Regions from separate parts of the Homo sapiens genome. Here region 1 is linked to region 2. A link is an interaction called in ENCODE POLR2A ChIA-PET data of the cell type or tissue named here. Cell type or tissue: Panc1. All regions are shown on one strand. Links, peaks and the distances in the headings refer to the core of each region. The heading gives the core; the rest is flanking DNA.

Region 1 (8,603 bases), core at 2,267-4,766, 460 kb after region 2:
TACTTGGGAGGCTGAGGCAGGAGAATTGCTTGAGCCTGGGAGGCAGAGGTTGCAGTGAGTCGAGATTGTGCCACTGCACTCCAGCCCGGCTGACAGAGTAAGACTCTGTCTCAAAAAAAAAAAAAAAGAAAGTGTTCCCATGGTACCCTTGGAGGGGGATAATGTTCCTCTTACATCTTTGATGCTCCTTTTAGGTGTATGTGGTTTTGTTAAGTATTATATTAATGTTATGCTTTAGGTTAAAGGAAAATTCAATTTTGCTTTCCTAAGTACACAGGAACATGTATTTGAATCTAGGAGATTGACAATAACTCTCCTAAGTGTCTTGTCCCTTTCCTGTGATAGCTTAGCTTAGCCAATCAACCCATTAGTCCTTCAACAAGTCTTCTGAGACCTTTCTGTGGGTCTGGCATACACTGGACATTGTCGAATAGGGGAAATGTGAGACGAATGAAGTCCTCAGAGTATAGTTACTCTCCTCACCAACCCCAGGTTCTAGGTCAACGATGAAAGGGGTTGTGTTAGGCTCTAGGCAACAGGCACGTGCCAAAGTGAATGGCTATATAGGCAAACAGCATTTACATTCTTCCCATGAAATGATATGATTTGTTAGCAAATTCAGTCTTTTTCTGCTTTCCTAATTCATTCTTTAGAGCTGATAAATGGTTATATCACTTAGCACTGTAGATTTTATCTTAACTGGGTTCAAAGGTCTATCTGCTGAGGCATTTAGTGGCTGAGCTATGACTCTGGGGGGCTGGCTCAGGTGTCCTAGTACTGTCACAGGTTGCACAGTGTCTTCTTTGCAGAAACCTGATTTTATTTGGAAGTCAGCTTCCCTCACTGAGGCCAGAAACTGATCACTCAGCTGACTGACACCTTAGCTTTGGGGTTCCAGTTTCTATGGCTGGTTGGTGAGCTCTGTGTTGGGGCAGCCTGGGGAAGAATTGAGCACTGGGGTGCCTTCAGTCTAGGTTGATTCTGTGGATTTGAAACCAATTTGATGCCCTTTAGGATGCGAGCATCTTTTCAGGTCTCTTTAGAATGCTGTCTTAGGTCAGGCTGCTAGAACACATATCATAGGCTGGGTGGCTTAAAAGACAGAAATTTCTATCTCATGGTTCTGGAGGCTGGACCTCTGCCACTGGGGTGCCGGCAGGGTTGGGTTCTGGTGATGTCCACTTTCCTTGGCTTGCAGACAGCTGCCTTCTCCCACTGTCCTCACATGACACAGAGTGAGCTCTGGTCTCCTCCTCTTCTTATAAGGGCACAAATCCCATCATGGAGGTCTTGCCCTCATGAGCTCATCTGAACTTAATCACCTCCCAAAGGCTCCACCTCATCATACCAGCACAGTGGGGACTAGGGTTTCAACAGATGAATTTTGGGGGGCACAAAGATTCAGTCAATAGCAGATGCATTTCTCAGTTGAAGCTAAAAAGCAATTCCAAAAATGTTTTCTTCTTTGGTAGATTCATCCGGTATACACTGCTATGACCTTGCCAATGATTGAAATACTAGAAATTTAGAAATATCCATTGCAGTCACTGTCCCCAGTCCCCTAAGTGGCCTCATTCCTGCCATCTCATCTATTCTCTTAGATTTGCCCCCTTCCCTTTGCAGCCCTCTCCATAAGCCAGCAGGTCCCTGCTCTGCTGTGGCTGGTGTCTGCTCTGATTGGCTCATGTTCATGGCATGCCTAATAGTTTGAATATCATCCCTGGGACTGGCAAAGGAGGCAGTGTGGACTACAAGGCTGGGGAAAGCTGGGAAGAAGGATGAAGCCTGGAGTGCTAGACACAGATGTGCTGATCTGAAGTGTATGCCAAAGGGCATCACTTTTATAGGGAAGTGGACCAGGAGGAGGGAGCGAGGTAATGTCAGATTAGAAGTGAGGGTGTGACATCTACAACCATCTGATCTTTGACAAACCTGACAAAAACAAGCAATGGGGAAAGGATTCCCTATTAATAAATGGTGCTGGGAAAACTGGCTAGCCATATGCAGAAAACTGAAACTGGACCCCTTCCTTACACTTTATACAAAAATTAACTCAAGAAGGATTAAAGACTTAAACATAAGACCTAAAACCATAAAAACCCTAGAAGAAAACCTAGGCAATACCATTCAGGACATAGGCATGGGCAAAGACTTCATGAGTAAAACACCAAAAGCAATGGCAACAAAAGCCAACATTGACAAATGGGATCTAATTAAACTAAAGAGCTTTTGCACAGCAAAAGAAACTAGCATCAGAGTGAACAGGCAACCTACAGAATGGGAGAAAATTTTTGCAGTCTACCCACCTGACAAAGGTCTGATACCCAGAATTTAAAAGGAACTTAAACAAATTTACAAGAAAAAAACCAAACAACCCCATCAAAAAGTGGGCAAAGGATATGAACAGACAGTTCTCAAAAGAAGACATTTATGTGGCCAACAAATGTATGAAAAAAAGCTCTTCATCACTGATCATTAGAGAAATGCAAATCAAAACCACAATGAGATACCATCTCACGCCAGTTAGAATGGCGATCATCAAAAAGTCAGGAAACAACAGATGCTGGAGAGGATGTGGAGAAATAGGAACACTTTTACACTGTTGGTGGGTGTGTAAATTAGTTCAACCATTGTGGAAGACAGTGTAGCGATTCCTAAAGGATCTAGAACCAGAAATACCATTTGACCCAGCAATCCCATTACTGGGTATATACCCAAAGGATTATAAATCATTCTACTATAAAGACACATGCATATGTATGTTTATTGCAGCACTATTTACAATAGCAAAGACTTGGAACCAACCCAAATGCCCATCAATGATGGACTGGATAAAGAAAAAGTGGCACATATACACCATGGAATACTATGCAGCCATAAAAAAGATGAGGTCATGTCCTTTGTAGGGGCATGGATGAAGCTGGAAGCCATCATTCTCAGCAAACTAACACAGGAACGGAAAACCAAACACCGCATGTTCTCACTCATAAGTGGGAGTTGAATAATGAGAACACATGGACACAGGGAGGGGAACATCACACACTGGGGCCTGTTGGGGAGTGGGGGGCTAGGGGAGGGATAGCATTAGGAGAAACACCTAATGTAGATGATGAGTTGATGGGTGCAGCAAATCACCATGGCATGTGTATACCTATATAACAAACCCGCACGTTCTGCACATGTATCCCACAACTTAAGGTATAATTAAAAAAAAAAAAAAAGAAGAAGAAGAGGGGAGGGTGTCAGTCTCCCCTCTGCTACATGGCCGCTGACTCATTTTCAGGAGCCAGCACCGCTGCTGGGGAGTCCCACTTCTGGTCCTGATGGAATAACAGGGAGCAGGTTTACCCTCCTGTCTTAAAAACAGCCGGAAAGCTGGACAAGTATGTGAAACAACAGTTAGTGGACACTGGACAATAGGCAGAACAGGACAGGGATTCCTGGGAGAGGGGAAGCAATAAGAGCAGCCTCACAAGTGTCCACCTCAGCAGTGCCAGGAGAGGGAGCCCAAACAGAGCCTGAGGGCCTGCCCAGCTCAGGAGATGGAGTGTGGGCTTCCGGGAGGCCAAGGGAGCTAGAATTTGCAGGGCAGAGATCTGCAGAAGAAGGAGCCACAGAGAATGGTTCAGAGATCTGCAAGGAGTGCCTTGAGTCTTCAGCTGAGTACTGGTCTGCACATGAATGTGAGGAAACCACCAAGGAAGGAGCTTGCAGGCAGAACGATCTCCAGAAATCACTCAGGCCTGGGGATATTGTGTGTCTGTGAGAGCAGCTTAGAAATAGATCCCTAAATTATCTGATAGTCTTCCTTTCAAAAAGAGGCGCCTACACCTACCTCCCTTGAATGTGGGCTGGGCTTACTAATATGTTTCTAAAGGACAGAATGTGGTGAAAGTGACGATGATGGTTTGTGACTTTAGAGACTAGGGTGTAGAAAGCCTTGTGGCTCCTGCTTGCTCTCTCTTGGGTCAGCCCCTCTGGGGGAAAGCCAGAAGCTGTATTGCTCAATCAGCCTCCGGACAGGTCCATGAGGCAAGAAATGGAGCCCCTGGCTACAGCCATGTGAGTCACCGTCCTGGAGGCAGATCCTTTGGCCCCAGTCAGAGGGCTCCAATCCAGCCATCACCTTGACTGCGACCTCACGAGAGAGCTTGAGTTAGAGCCACCAGCTGGGCCACTCCTGGATTCCTGACACAAGAAACTGCAGGGAATAAATACCTGTTGATTCAAGCTGCTAAGTTTTGAGGTAAATTTTATGCAACAAAAACTACATTTCCATCAGCCAGACTGGGAAGACCCCCTAAAATTCAGGACATCGAGGAGAAAAGTAGAAGAGAATTGCCTCAAAGAGGTGACAAATTAGTCCTAAAACAAAGGCTGTTCTGGATCTGCCGTAACAATGTTGAACATCAAGGCTCAAAAAGATCAAACTAATCGTAAGTAACTTTACTGCATCTCAGAACAAAGCACAACACTGTTTAAAGGAATATAATAAAATCTAGCCACCAACAGTACAAAACTGACAATGTCCCGTGTCCAAACAAAAATACTGGGCTTGCAAAGAAGCAGGATAATATGACCTAGGATCTGGAGAAAAATCAATCAATATAAACAGATCCAGAAATGACATTCATGATAGAATTAGATGAGGGTGTTAAAACGGCTACTATTTATATAACCATATGCGAATGACATTCAATGTAAACCCTTTGTATCAGGATTCTCCAGAGAAACAACCAAATAAGATAGATAGAGATATAGATAAATGAGAGGGGATTTAATTTGGAAATTGGCTCACATGATTATGGAGGCTGAGAAGTCCTATGATTTGCTGTCTACAAGCTAGAGAACCAGGGAAGCTGGTGACATAGCTCAGTCTGAGTGCAAAGGCCTGAGAACCTGAGGGGCCATCGGTGCAGGTCCTGGAGTCCGACGGCTGGAGACCCTGGAGTGCTGATGTCCAAGCGCGGGAGAAGGAGGGTGTCCCAGCTTCAGAAAAGGGAGTGAATTTGCCTTTCCTCAGCCCTTTTGTTCTATTGAGGAATTCAACTGATTGGATGGAGCCCAGCCCACACAGGTGAGGATGAATCTTCCTTCCTCACTCAGTTCACTGATCCAAATGCCAACCTCTACCAGAAACACACTCAAAGACATCCCCAGAGACAATGCTGTACCAGCTATCTGGGTATCCCTTAACCCAGTCAAGTTGACACCAAAAATTAACCATCACACCCTTCAATTATAACTTCCCCGCACTTTGCGAGGTCGAAGCAGGCAGATCATTTGAGCTCAGGAGTTCCAGACAAGCCTAAGCAACATGGCGAAACCCTGTCTCTATAAAAAAAAATACAAAAATTAGCTGGGTGTGGTGGGACTCATCTGTAATCCCAGCTACTTGGGAGGCTGTGGCAGGAGGATTGCTTGAACCTGGTAGGTGGAGGTTGCAGTGAGCCAAGATCACCCCACTGCACTCCAGCCTGGGTGACACAGTGAGGCTCTATCTCGAAAAAAAAAAAAAAAAAAAGGAAGAAAGAAAGAAAAGAAAAGAAAGAAAGAAAGAAAGAAAGAAAAGATCTTCTTATCAATTGATATGGGGTTAAATAATTGGGGGATAAAAAATTTGAAGCCATCTTCCCAGAGATGACAATAAACAGAAATAAACAAGTGAAAACCCAGAAGATCTGTGGCTGCTAATCAGAGGAAGCAGGTCTGAACAGGGAACCACTTAGCTGTAGATACCAAGCAGTGTCCAACAGGTTGCTTAGCAGAGGCATAAAATCATGACTTTTCTCAGGCACTTCTCATAAATTTCTTCCCAGAGCAATCAGAGATGCTGCATCCAGTTTACTTATTCACAATTTGGGCACGAAAGAGATCTTCCTCAAGCCACGGAGAAGACAGGCTTGACAAGGAGCAGGACGGCCTTCACAGCAGCACAAATGGGAGGCCCTGTGAAATTCTCCCTGGAAGGCAGAGCTAAGAGATGTCAGCCCTGAGGCTTAGCATCCCCATAGAGGGACTGACCAGGAGCCCGGGAGTCCTGCCCCAGCTGTGTCCCTAAGTTGCTGGGTTAACCTCTGTAGAATGTGAGGATGGCCTGGTCATTTTCATTCTCGAGAGACACTGGAGAGAAAAAGAACATTTTGTGAATGATGTCGTGTGTCCACAGGTAACTCTGAAGCGTGAGCTGCCAGAATTCAAGGCCACCTGCTTAACAGAAGACAACTAGAAACCTCATCCATGAGCAGAGTAAGCACTGCTGTTCAGTAGTTCTATTACTGTTAAGGTGTTATGACCATTAGATAAATAATATTGTTTGGCAACTGCAAGGAAAAGAACTGCGTAAATTGGTTCCAAACATTGCCACTCGAGCTCAGGAGTTTGAGACCAGCCTGGGCAACATGGCGAAACCCTGTCTCTATAAAAAAATACACATCCTGGCTAACACAGTGAAACCCTGTCTCTACTAAAAATACAAAAAATGAGCCGGGCAAGGTGGCGGGTGCCTGTAGTCCCAGCTAGTCAGGAGGCTGAGGCAAGAGAATGATGTGAACCTGGGATGCGGAGCTTGCAGTAAGCCGAGATCGTGCCACTGCACTCCAGCTGGGCGACAGAGTGAGACTCCATCTCAAAAACAAAACCAAACCAAACAAAACAAAAATTAGCTGGGTGAGGATGTTGCCCAGGCTGGTCTCGAACTCCTGAACTCCTGAGTTCATTCGTCAGTGATAAGTCCATGCAATCACTGAGTGGTAAGAGCTTGAACTGGTAAAGTGATTTGATATTTTATTGGTTATCTGGATCCCAATATATCTCATTTAATTTCCTCCCAAAGCTGCTGAGATGGGGATGGTTACCTCTGTTTAACAGCTGAGGACGCTGAGGTTCAGACAGCACTCAGCCACGTGGCTGAGCTGGACTTGAATTTGAGCCTGTTGGATTCTGAACCCTAGACTTCGTGCACCTGACCAGGTTGCCTATTATTAATGAGAAGATCTACAGTCATGTGCCGCATACCAATGTTCTGGTCAACTACAGACTGCGTATACGATGGTGCTCCCATCAGATTCTAATACCGTATTTTTACTATACCTCTTCTATGTTTAGATAAGTTTAGACACACATACTGACCCATTGTTTGCCTCTCTGGGCCTCAGTTTTCCTATCTAAGGAAGGGGGGACTCTTAAGGGTTTTCTACTTCTGAGCTCTCCTTAGCATTCTGTCTGTGTAGCTGTTTTCTTAGCACTGGAGAATGTGAGACTTGAGATGTGCTGCTTAAGGCTGTGACAGCCCCACACTTGTTTAGCAAGGTCATGGGTCATGGCGACTCAGAGGACTGACTCATGGTGATATGCGGGGTCTTTTTGTTCCTCCTGGAATTAGAGCCCACTGTAACAGTCCACACTTCCCAGCATAGCAGCCACTGTTTCTAAGTAATGGAGTTCTCTCCTCCCATCCCTGGTCATGTTGAGGTCTCTTTCCCTGTCCGCTCCTCGCACCTTGGTCTCTTTCTTCTTTCCTGCCTCTCTGCTGTTCTGTGTCTTAGCCCCGCTCATTATGAATTGTTCCCAATCTGACCAGAGGAGAAAGGGCGTTCCAGACCCCCTCTGGCTTCATCCAGTGGGAGACAGGCATGGGGCTTGCTGTGAGCTCCCGAGCTCCCCCGCCCACCAGCGGCCAGCCACGGCCTTCTTTCAAGCACCTGTGCGTGCCTGACTGCTGTGCATGTGCTGCTGGCTGGCCCGTGGTTCATTCTGCTCCTTGACACCTGGCCTAGATTTGCCTAGGTCGGTGCCTGCTTAGGCCACCAAGGTCAGGTGAATCCTCTTGCTTGGGGACAGGGCAGGTCAAATCCTGCATCAGTGCACGGCCCTTCAGTTCACAGCGGCCTGAAGCACTGTGACAGTTTTTACGCGATCACAACCCAGACTGTGCACTCCCTGAGGACAGACACTGTGTCTGGTCTGCTCCCCTTTGTAGCCCCCAGTGCTCAGCCTAGGGCCTCCAAGATGCTCCTGTGTGTCCAGCTGTCAGCCTTTATCACTCTGCCACTTCCTGTGCCTCAACTCTAATCTGCAGGCCCTGCCCTAACTGTGAAGTGGGCCTCTGGATAGCCCGGGTGACCGTCAAAACCTTCTGTGCTTTGGTTCCAGCTGTTTGCTCTCCGAGGATCACTGTCCTCTCCCTGCGGAACCCAGAACCTTTTACACCTGCCTCTTCCCCATGAAACTTCCCTGCTCAGCCAGCCACAGCACCCAGGGGGCCCCATTCCACCTTGGGTGGATTCCCAGGCTGCTCTGTTCCCTGCCACCAAGGTAGTGAAGCGGCACCAGGTGGCCCCTGGTTCCCACCTGGTTCTTAAGAGAGTGCGCAGGACAAAGTCACCTCGTGAGGGGCCCCCAACCAAGGAGTGGCCTTAGACCCCGAGGAGATGCCCTCCCTTCCCCGGAGCCCCAGGCACTGGTGCCAGGGATAAAAGTCTGCACCTCTAGGGGAAGAATTCATTGTCCTCTCTTTGGGATCCTTTCTGCCCGGGCAGTTACAGAGCTAACCATGCTCAGAGTCCTGGGGGATCAGCCAGTGTTTCTCCTTCCTACAGTAG
Region 2 (8,603 bases), core at 2,874-5,373:
TGATTAGGTCTCAGCGAATCCTTATGCCTCTATACTGTGAACTTTAAATGTGCTTCTGAGTCATAGGATGGCTAGTGTGGGCTGGAGTTGTGTATTAACCTTCCCCAAGTTCCATTATGCTCTGGTTACATCTGGAGGGCAGGCCTTGTTAAGAAGCAAATGCTGTGGCATATTTCAAAATGTTCCTTTCCCTTTAATCTTCTTGGAAGCATGAGGAGATTTTTCTCCAATATTCACTGTGAGACTCTGGTTGAGCTCTTGGATATAAAATCTGTAAAGGTGTGGGGGCTCACCTATAACTGGGTCCCCTGCAAGTTTTTAATTGTCTGACTTGACCACCACTTAGCCCCCAGCAATTTGTCAGTTACAGCTCAGGTTTTCCTACCTCAGCACTGGTTCTCGTGGCAATTTCTGCTTATGAATCCTGGATCTTATAGCCATGGCTATTTGTTTGTCTCTCTAGTTTGGGGTCAGTGGTTTGTTTGGTGTCCTCACCTGTCTTTTGGATCCCGGAAGCACTGTTGGTTTTTCAGTCTCTTCAGCATTTTATTTGTTGTTAGGATGGATGGTGATTTCCAAGCTCCTTACTTGTGCAACCAGAAACCTGTTGCCCTGTTTTAAAGGGCATATTGATAGGATATACTCAAGGGGTATGGTGCTCTGGGAACTTGAAACAATGCCATCTGAGGTTGAAAGGACTGAAAGGTTCGGGGCTGGGCGCGGTGGCTCACGCCTGTAATCCCAGCACTTTGGGAGGCAGAGGCGGGCGGATCACAAGGTCAGGAGATCGAGACCATCCTGGCTAACACGGTGAAACCCCGTCTCTACTAAAAAAATTAGCCGGGCGTGGTGGCGGGCACCTGTAGTCCCAGCTACTCGGGAGGCTGAGGCAGGAGAATGGCGTGAACCCGACAGGCGGAGCTTGCAGTGAGCAGAGATCACACCACTGCACTCCAGCCTGGGAGACAGAACGAGACTCCATCTCAAAAAAAAAAAAAAAAAGTAGAATTGAAAGGTTCATTTGGAGCAGATCTGAGGAAAGGACTGCCTTGGAAAGTGACAAAGCTTTGTTATTGTTTGACTGGGTTTTTTGGTTGTTGTGTTTTCCCTAAACTGACAGGAAAGTTAAGACATTAACAGATAAACAAAAATTAAGGGAGCTTGTTACCAGTAGACCTGACCTGCAAGAAATGGTCAATGAAGTCCTACAGGGTGAAATGAAAACACACTGTTTAAACAGTAAGTTGAAGTCATGTGAAGAAATAAAAATCTCAATAAAGGTAAATACACACACAATTATAAAGTCCAGTATTACTGTAATAATGGATTATAATTGCACTTTTTGCTTTCTACATGATTTAAAAGGCCAATACATATTTTTAAATTATTAATCTAAAAGCTAGTATTATTGAAACTTTGTTTCATAAACCCATTTTGTTCTATATAAAAAATTGATGCATTTAAAGTGATTAGTTTATGGTTTGGGGCACATAATGAATAAGGAGGTAATTCTGTGACAGCAACTGGAAAGGGTGAGGGCAGAGCTGTTAAAGAAGCAGAGCTGGCCGGCTGCAGTGGTTCACGCCTATAACCCTAGCACTTTGGGAGGCCGAGGCAGGTGGATCATTTGAGGTCAGGAGTTTGAGACCAGCCTTGCCAACATGGTCTCCACTAAAAATACCAAAATTAGCCAGGCACGGTGATGGGCACCTGTAACCCCAGCTACTCGGGAGGCTGAGGCAGGGAAATCACTTGAACACGGGAGACAGAGGTTACAGTGAGCCAAGATGGTGCCACTGCACTCCAGCCTGGGCGACAGAGCAAGACTCTGTCTCAAAAAAAAAAAAAAAAAAGAGCAAGAGTTACTGTATATTCTTGAAGCTAAGCTGGTATAAATTGACATCTGAATTTTTATAAGTTTAGGATGTTAAATGTAATGCCTATGGTATCTACAAAGAAAACAGAATACATACTAAACAAATTGAGAAAGAATGTAAACATACCACTATAAGAAAATGAACTGAACACAAAAGCCAAGAGAAATGCAGGAAATAAGGGTCAAAAAAAAAAAAAAAAAAAAAGCTTTACAACATATAGAAAACAAATAGCAAAATAACAGAAATAAATTCTTCTTCCCAGTAATGACATTCAATGTAAGTGAGTTAAACTCTCCAATCAAAAGACAGAGATTGGCAGAATGAATTAAAAAAAAGATCCATCTATGCATTGTCCATAAGATAATCACTTTAGATCCAAAGACACAAACTGATTGATAGTGGAAGGATGGAAATAGTAACCAAAAGAGAGCAGAAGTGGCTATACTAATATCAGACCAAATACACTTTAAATCAATAAAGGTTACAGGAAACAAAAAAAAACATTATATCTTAATAAAAGTTTCAACACAGTAAGAAGACACAGCAATTACAAACATTTATAGACCTAGTAACAGACCATCAAAATATATGATGCAAAAACAGAACTGAGGGAGAAATAGACAGCTCTATAATAATAGTTGGAGACTTTCATTCTCTATTATCACTTAATAGAATGGAGTATGGAAATACAGTAAAGAAACAGAGGACTTAACACAATAAACTAACTAGATCTTAGGGATATATACAGAACACATAATAACATATATAATATTCTCAAGTGCACATGGGACATTTTCCAAAACAGATCATATGTCAGGCCACAGACTAAGTCTCAAAAGATTTAAAAAGATAGACATACAAAGTATATTTTCCAACCACAATGGGATGAAGTCAGAAATCGATAAAAGACAGGAGGCTGAGGCAGGAGAATGGCGTGAACCCGGGAGGTGGAGCTGGCAGTGAGCCGAGGTTGCGCCACTGCACTCTAACCTGGGTGACAGAGCAAGACTCCATCTCAAAAAAAAAAAAAAAGACTTCGATAAAATAACTACAATGAGAAAATCCACAAAAACATGGAAATTAAACAACACACAAATAACCAACGAATCATATAAGAAATCAGAAGGGAAATTAGGAAATACTCCAGAGACAAATGAAAACAACACAACAAAAAACTTAACGGAATACAGCAAAAGTAGTATATGGGAGAAATTTATAGCTATAAATGCTTACATTAAAAAAACGAGAATGATCTGAAATTAAAAACGAAACTTTACAATTTAAGAAACTAGAAAGAGAAAAACAAACTAAACCCAAAGCCATCAGAAGCAAGGAAATAATAAAGATTAGAGCAAAGATAAAACAGAGAACACAACAACAACAACAACAACAACAAAATCAATGAAACCAAAAGTTGGTTCTTTGAAACAATCCAAAAGAGTCACAAACCTCTGGCTAGATGGACTAATTAAAAAAACAGAGAATGCTCAAATTATTAAAATCAGAAATAAAAGTGGGGACATTACTACCCACTTTACGAAAATTAAAATGATTAAGAGAGTACTCTGACCAATTCTATGTTAACAAATAGAATAACTTAGATAAAACAGACAAATTCCTAGAAACACAAAATCTACCAAGACTAACTCACACAAAAAACCAGAAAATATAAATAGACCTACAATTAGTAAAGAGATTGATTCAGTAACCAAAACTTTCCTGACATAGAAAAGCTCTTTACCTAATGGCTTCACTGGTGAGTTCTACCAAATATTTCAATAACATCAATCATTCTCATACTTCTCTAGAAAACTGAAGAGGAAGGAACACCTCCTAACTCATTCTATGAGGCCAGCATTACCCTGATACCAAGGACAGATAAAGACATCACGGTAGTCCCCTCTTATCCTCAGGAAATACATTCCAAGACCCCAGTGGTTACCTGAAACCATGGAGAGTACTGAATCCTATATATATATTATGTTTTTTCCTATACATACATATCTATGATAAAGTTCAATTTATAAACTAAGCAACAGTAAAAATTAAGAATAATAAGAACAGGCCGGGAGCAGTGGCTCATGCCTGTAATCCCAGCACTTTGGGAGGCCAAGGCGGGCAGATCCCCTGAGGTCAGGAGGTCGAGACCAGCCTGGCCAACATGGTGAATCCCCATCTCTACTAAAAATACAAAAATTAGCCAGGCGTGGCGGCAGGCACCTGTAATCCCAGCTATTCGGGAGGCTAAGGCAGGAGAATCGCTTGAACCCGGGAGGCAGAGGTTGCAGTGAGCCGTAATCGTGCCATTGCACTCCAGCCTGGGGGACAACAGCGAGACTTCATGTCAAAAAAAAAAAAAAAAGAATTATAAGAACAATTATACAATATACTTTAATAGAAGCTATATGAATATGGTCTCTCTCTCTCTTTCAAAATACCTTATTGTATGTAATATTTTCAGACCCTGGTTGACTGCGGGCAACTGAAATTGTAGAAAGCAAAACTACAGGTAAGGGCAGGTGACTGTACGAGAAAACAACTATCAACCAGTTTCACTTCTGAAAATTAACAGAAAGATTCTCAACAAATTACTAGCAAACTGAAATCAGCAGTATATTAAAAGGTTTCCACATCATGACCAAGTATGATTTATTCCTAGAATCCAAGGATGGTAAAACATGTGCAAATCAATCGCTGTATTAAACCACATTAACAGAATAAAGGTAAGCAACACATAATCATTTCAATTGAGGGAGAAAACACATTTCACAAAATTCAACAATCTTTTTTTTTTTTTTTTTTTTTTGAGACAAAGTCTTGCTCTGTCACCCAGGCTGGAGTACAGTGGTGCAATCTCAGCTCACTGCAACCTCCACCTCCCGGATTCAACAGATTCTCCTGCCTCAGCCTCCCTAGCAGCTGGGATTACAGCTGCCTGCCACCACACTCGGCTAATTTTTGTATTTTTAGAAGAGATGGGGTTTCACCATGTTGACCTGGCTGGTCACAAATTCCTGACCTCAGGTGATCCGCCCACCTCAGCCTCCCAAAGTGCTGGGATTATAGGCGTGAGCCACCGTGCCCTGCCTCAACACTCTTTCATGATTTACAAAAAGAAAACACTGAACAAACCAGGAGTAAAAGAAAACCACCTCAACGTAATAAACTACATATGTGAAACACCCACGTGAATATCATACTCAATAGTGAAAGTCTAAAAGTTTTTCCGCTAAGATAAAGAACAAGAAAAGGCTTGTGCCACTTCTAGTCAACATAGCACTGGAAGTTCTAGCCAGAGAAATTAGATAATAAAAAATAAATAAAACTATCTTTGTCCATAAGTGATTTATGATCTTTTATGTAGACAATCCTAAAGATCCCACCTCCCAAAAAATGTATTAGAATAAGTTAGGCAAAATTGCGGCATACAAAGTCAACACTCAAAAGTCAATTATATTTCTATACACTAAAAATAAACAATCTAAAATGAAAATTACAAAAACAATTCCATTTACAATAACATCAAAAAGAACATTTAGGAATTAACTTAATTGAAAGAGACATCTAATAAAAACTACAAAACACTGCTAAAAGGAATTAAAGAAGACATAAGTAAATGGAACCCAGTCCCTTGTTATTAGACTGGAAGACTTAGTATTGTTAAAATGACCATTACCCAAAACAACCTAGAGTCAATGCAAACCCTGTAACTCCAATGATGTTTCTTGCAAAAATAGAAATAGAGGAAATAAGTGAAAGTAAAACAAAAACTGTTATTTTCATGTTCTTAACTGATCTAACAAATAAATTTGTTCAAAATAATAACAGCAACAATATATTCAGTAACATATGCTTGTCTGTATGTGTACTGGTGTGTGTGTATGTATACATATATATGCACAAAATGAATAACAGCAATGATAGACGTAACAGGAGGAAGGAATTAGGATTATTTTGTTATTATAAGGTATTTTACACCCCCCGTGAAGTGGTATGCTGTGATTTGAAAGGGGACTTGGATAAACTGTGAGTATATTTCTTTTTTCATGTTTTTATTAATAGACTTTATTTTTTAGAACAGTTTTAGGTTTACAGAAAAACCGAATAGGGTACACAAATTTACTATATACTCCCTGTCCCCTTCTCTTTTTCAGTTTCCTCTAATATTAACATATTACAGGAATGCATTAGTGTGGTACATTTGTTACAACTGATAAAGCAATATTCATACATTACTATTAACGAAGTCCAGAGTTCACATTAGGGTTCACTGTTTGTGCTATACAATTCTATGGCCTTAGCAGATAAAATGTTATGTATCCACCAATATGGTAACAGACAGAATAGGTTCACTGCCCCACAAATCCGCTGTGCTCCACCCATTCACCCCTTCACAACCTTCTGGCAACCACCAATCTTTTTTTCCCCCATAGGTTATAGGTTATTGGGGTACAGGTGGTGTTTAGTTACATGAGTAAGCTCTTTGATGGTGATGTGTAAGATTTTGGTGCACCCATCCCCCAAGAGTATACACTGCACCCTATTTGTAGTCTTTTATCCCTTGCACCCCTCCAATCATTCCCCTCAAGTCCCCAAAGTCCACTGTATCATTCTTATGCCTTTGCGTACTCATAGTTTGGCTCCCACATATCAGTGAGAACATACGATATTTGGTTTTGCATTCCTGAGTTACTTCACTTCGAGTAATAGTCTCCAATCTCATCTAGGTCACTATGAATGCCGTTAATTCATTCCTTTTTATGGCTGAGTAGTATTCCATCATATATACATAGCACAATTTCTTTATCCACTCGTTGACTGATGGGCATTTGGGTTGGTCCCAAGATTTTGCAATTGTGAATGGTGCTGCTATAAACGTGTGTGCAAGTATCTTTTTCGTATGACTTCTTTTCCTCTGGGTAGCAAGCACTAATCTTTACTGCTTCCAAAGTTGTCTTTTTCCAGAATGTCTTATGGAATCATAGAGCATGATTTACAGGCAGGATTCCTCATTTAGCATTTGAAGTTCCTTTCATAAAAATTTTATTTTTTAATTGACAAAAACTGCATATATTTATGGTGTTCAACATGGTGTTTTGAAGTAAGTATATGCTGTAGAATGGCTAAAACCAGCTAATTAACATATAAGCATTACCTCACATACTTTTAATTTTCTGTGTTGAGAACAGTTAAAATCTATTCTTTTAGAGATTTTTTGAAAATACATTATTAACTACAGTCACTATGTTGTACCATAAATCTCTTTAACTTATTCCTCCCATCTAACTGAAATGTTGTATCCTTTGACAAAGATCTCCCTAGCTGCTGGTAACCACCATTCTATTCTCTACTTCCATGCACTCAGCTTTTCTGGATTCCACATATAAGTGATATCATGTGGTATTCTTTCTGTGCCTGGGCTAATTTCACTTAATACAAGATCCTCCAACCATCAATTATCTATGTTGTTCCAAATGACAGGATTTCTTCCTTTTGTAAGGCTAAATAGTATTCCATTGTTTATACATACCATATTATCTTTCTTTATCCATTGTTAGACACTTAGGTTGATTCCATATCTTGGCTCTTATGAATAATGCTGCAATGAACATGAGAATGCAGATACCTCTACTAAATAATGATTTCACTTCCTTTAGATATATACCTACTAGTGGAATTGCTGGATTGTAAAGGTAGTTTTATTTTATTTTGGTTTCTTAAGACAGAGTCTCACTCTGTCGCCCAGCCTGAACTGCAATGGTGCGATCTTGGCTCACTGCAACCTCTGCCTCCTGGGTTCAAGCGATTCTCCCACCTCAGCCTCCCAAGTAGCTGGGATTACAGGTGCCTGCCGCCACGCCTGGCTAATTTTTTGCATTTTTAGTAGAGACGGGGTTTTGCCATGTTCGCCAGGCTGGTCTCGAATTCCTGACCTCAGTTGATCCACCCGCCTTGGCCTCTCAAAGTGCTGAGATTATAGGCATTAGCCACCGTGCCCAGCTGGTGGTTTTATTTTTAATTTTCTCAGAAATGTAAATAAATATTTAAAACTCTAGGGCAAACACTAAAAAAAAGGAAAAAAGTAGACAAACACTATAAAAAGCAAAAAAAAAAGTATAAACAATCTGCTAAGAAAGGAGAGAAAATGAAATCACATTAAATGATCAGTTAAAACCAAAAAAGACAGAAAAAGAATGGAAGACAAAAATAGGAACAAGAATATAGGCAACAAAAGAAAACAACAACAAATATGGTAATATTAATTCAGCTATATCAACAATCACTTTGAATGTCACAAGTCTAAATGGACCAATTTAAAAACAGAGATTGAGTGAATCAAGAAAAAAGACCCAACTATATTTTTTCTATAAGAAACTCACATTAAATATAAAGACACATATAGATGAAAAGTAGATGGATGGAAAAAAATATACCATAACAATAATCAAAAGAAAGCAGAAGTAGCTATATTAATTTCAGACGAGCAAACTTCAAAGCAAGGAAAGTTACCAGCGATAAAAAAGGGCATTACATAACTGATAAAAGGATCAATTCTCCAAGAGGACATAACAATCATCAATGTGTTATATGTCTATCAACAGAGTGTCAAATTACATGAGGCAAAAGCTGATAGAACAGCAAGAAGAAAGAGATAAATTCACTATCATAACTGGAGACTTTGACACTGCTCTATCAGAAATGGACAGATCCAGCAGGCAGAAAACC

The links. ChIA-PET counts read pairs that join two places held together with the same protein. Peaks named below come from ENCODE experiments on the same cell type or tissue, not always from the same donor. Only the 100,000 strongest peaks of a DNase experiment are listed, where the experiment ranks them.
Region 1: POLR2A ChIA-PET joins it to region 2 with 9 read pairs; 2 of 35 experiments call an interaction of 5 or more read pairs at or near these places.

Annotation. Positions count from the first base shown.
Region 1 is chr2:11,735,180-11,743,782 of GRCh38, forward strand. It overlaps LOC124907735 (a long non-coding RNA gene), which reads right to left. Exons shown (of 2, transcript XR_007086220.1): 2 at 4,757-6,123. It also overlaps a transcript of LPIN1 not described here. Among named protein-coding and RNA genes, the nearest start is that of LPIN1, 7.2 kb to the right of the region's middle. RefSeq lists an enhancer at 3,476-3,775 and a silencer at 3,984-4,278. In Panc1, for the core only: CTCF peaks have their summits at 3,489 (motif pointing right) and 3,690; no DNase peak of the experiment used is centred there; H3K27ac peaks cover 845 bases.
Region 2 is chr2:11,271,035-11,279,637 of GRCh38, forward strand. The region is part of intron 3 of ROCK2 (Rho associated coiled-coil containing protein kinase 2); the gene reads right to left. Among named protein-coding and RNA genes, the nearest start is that of ROCK2, 69 kb to the right of the region's middle. In Panc1, for the core only: no CTCF peak of the experiment used is centred there; no DNase peak of the experiment used is centred there.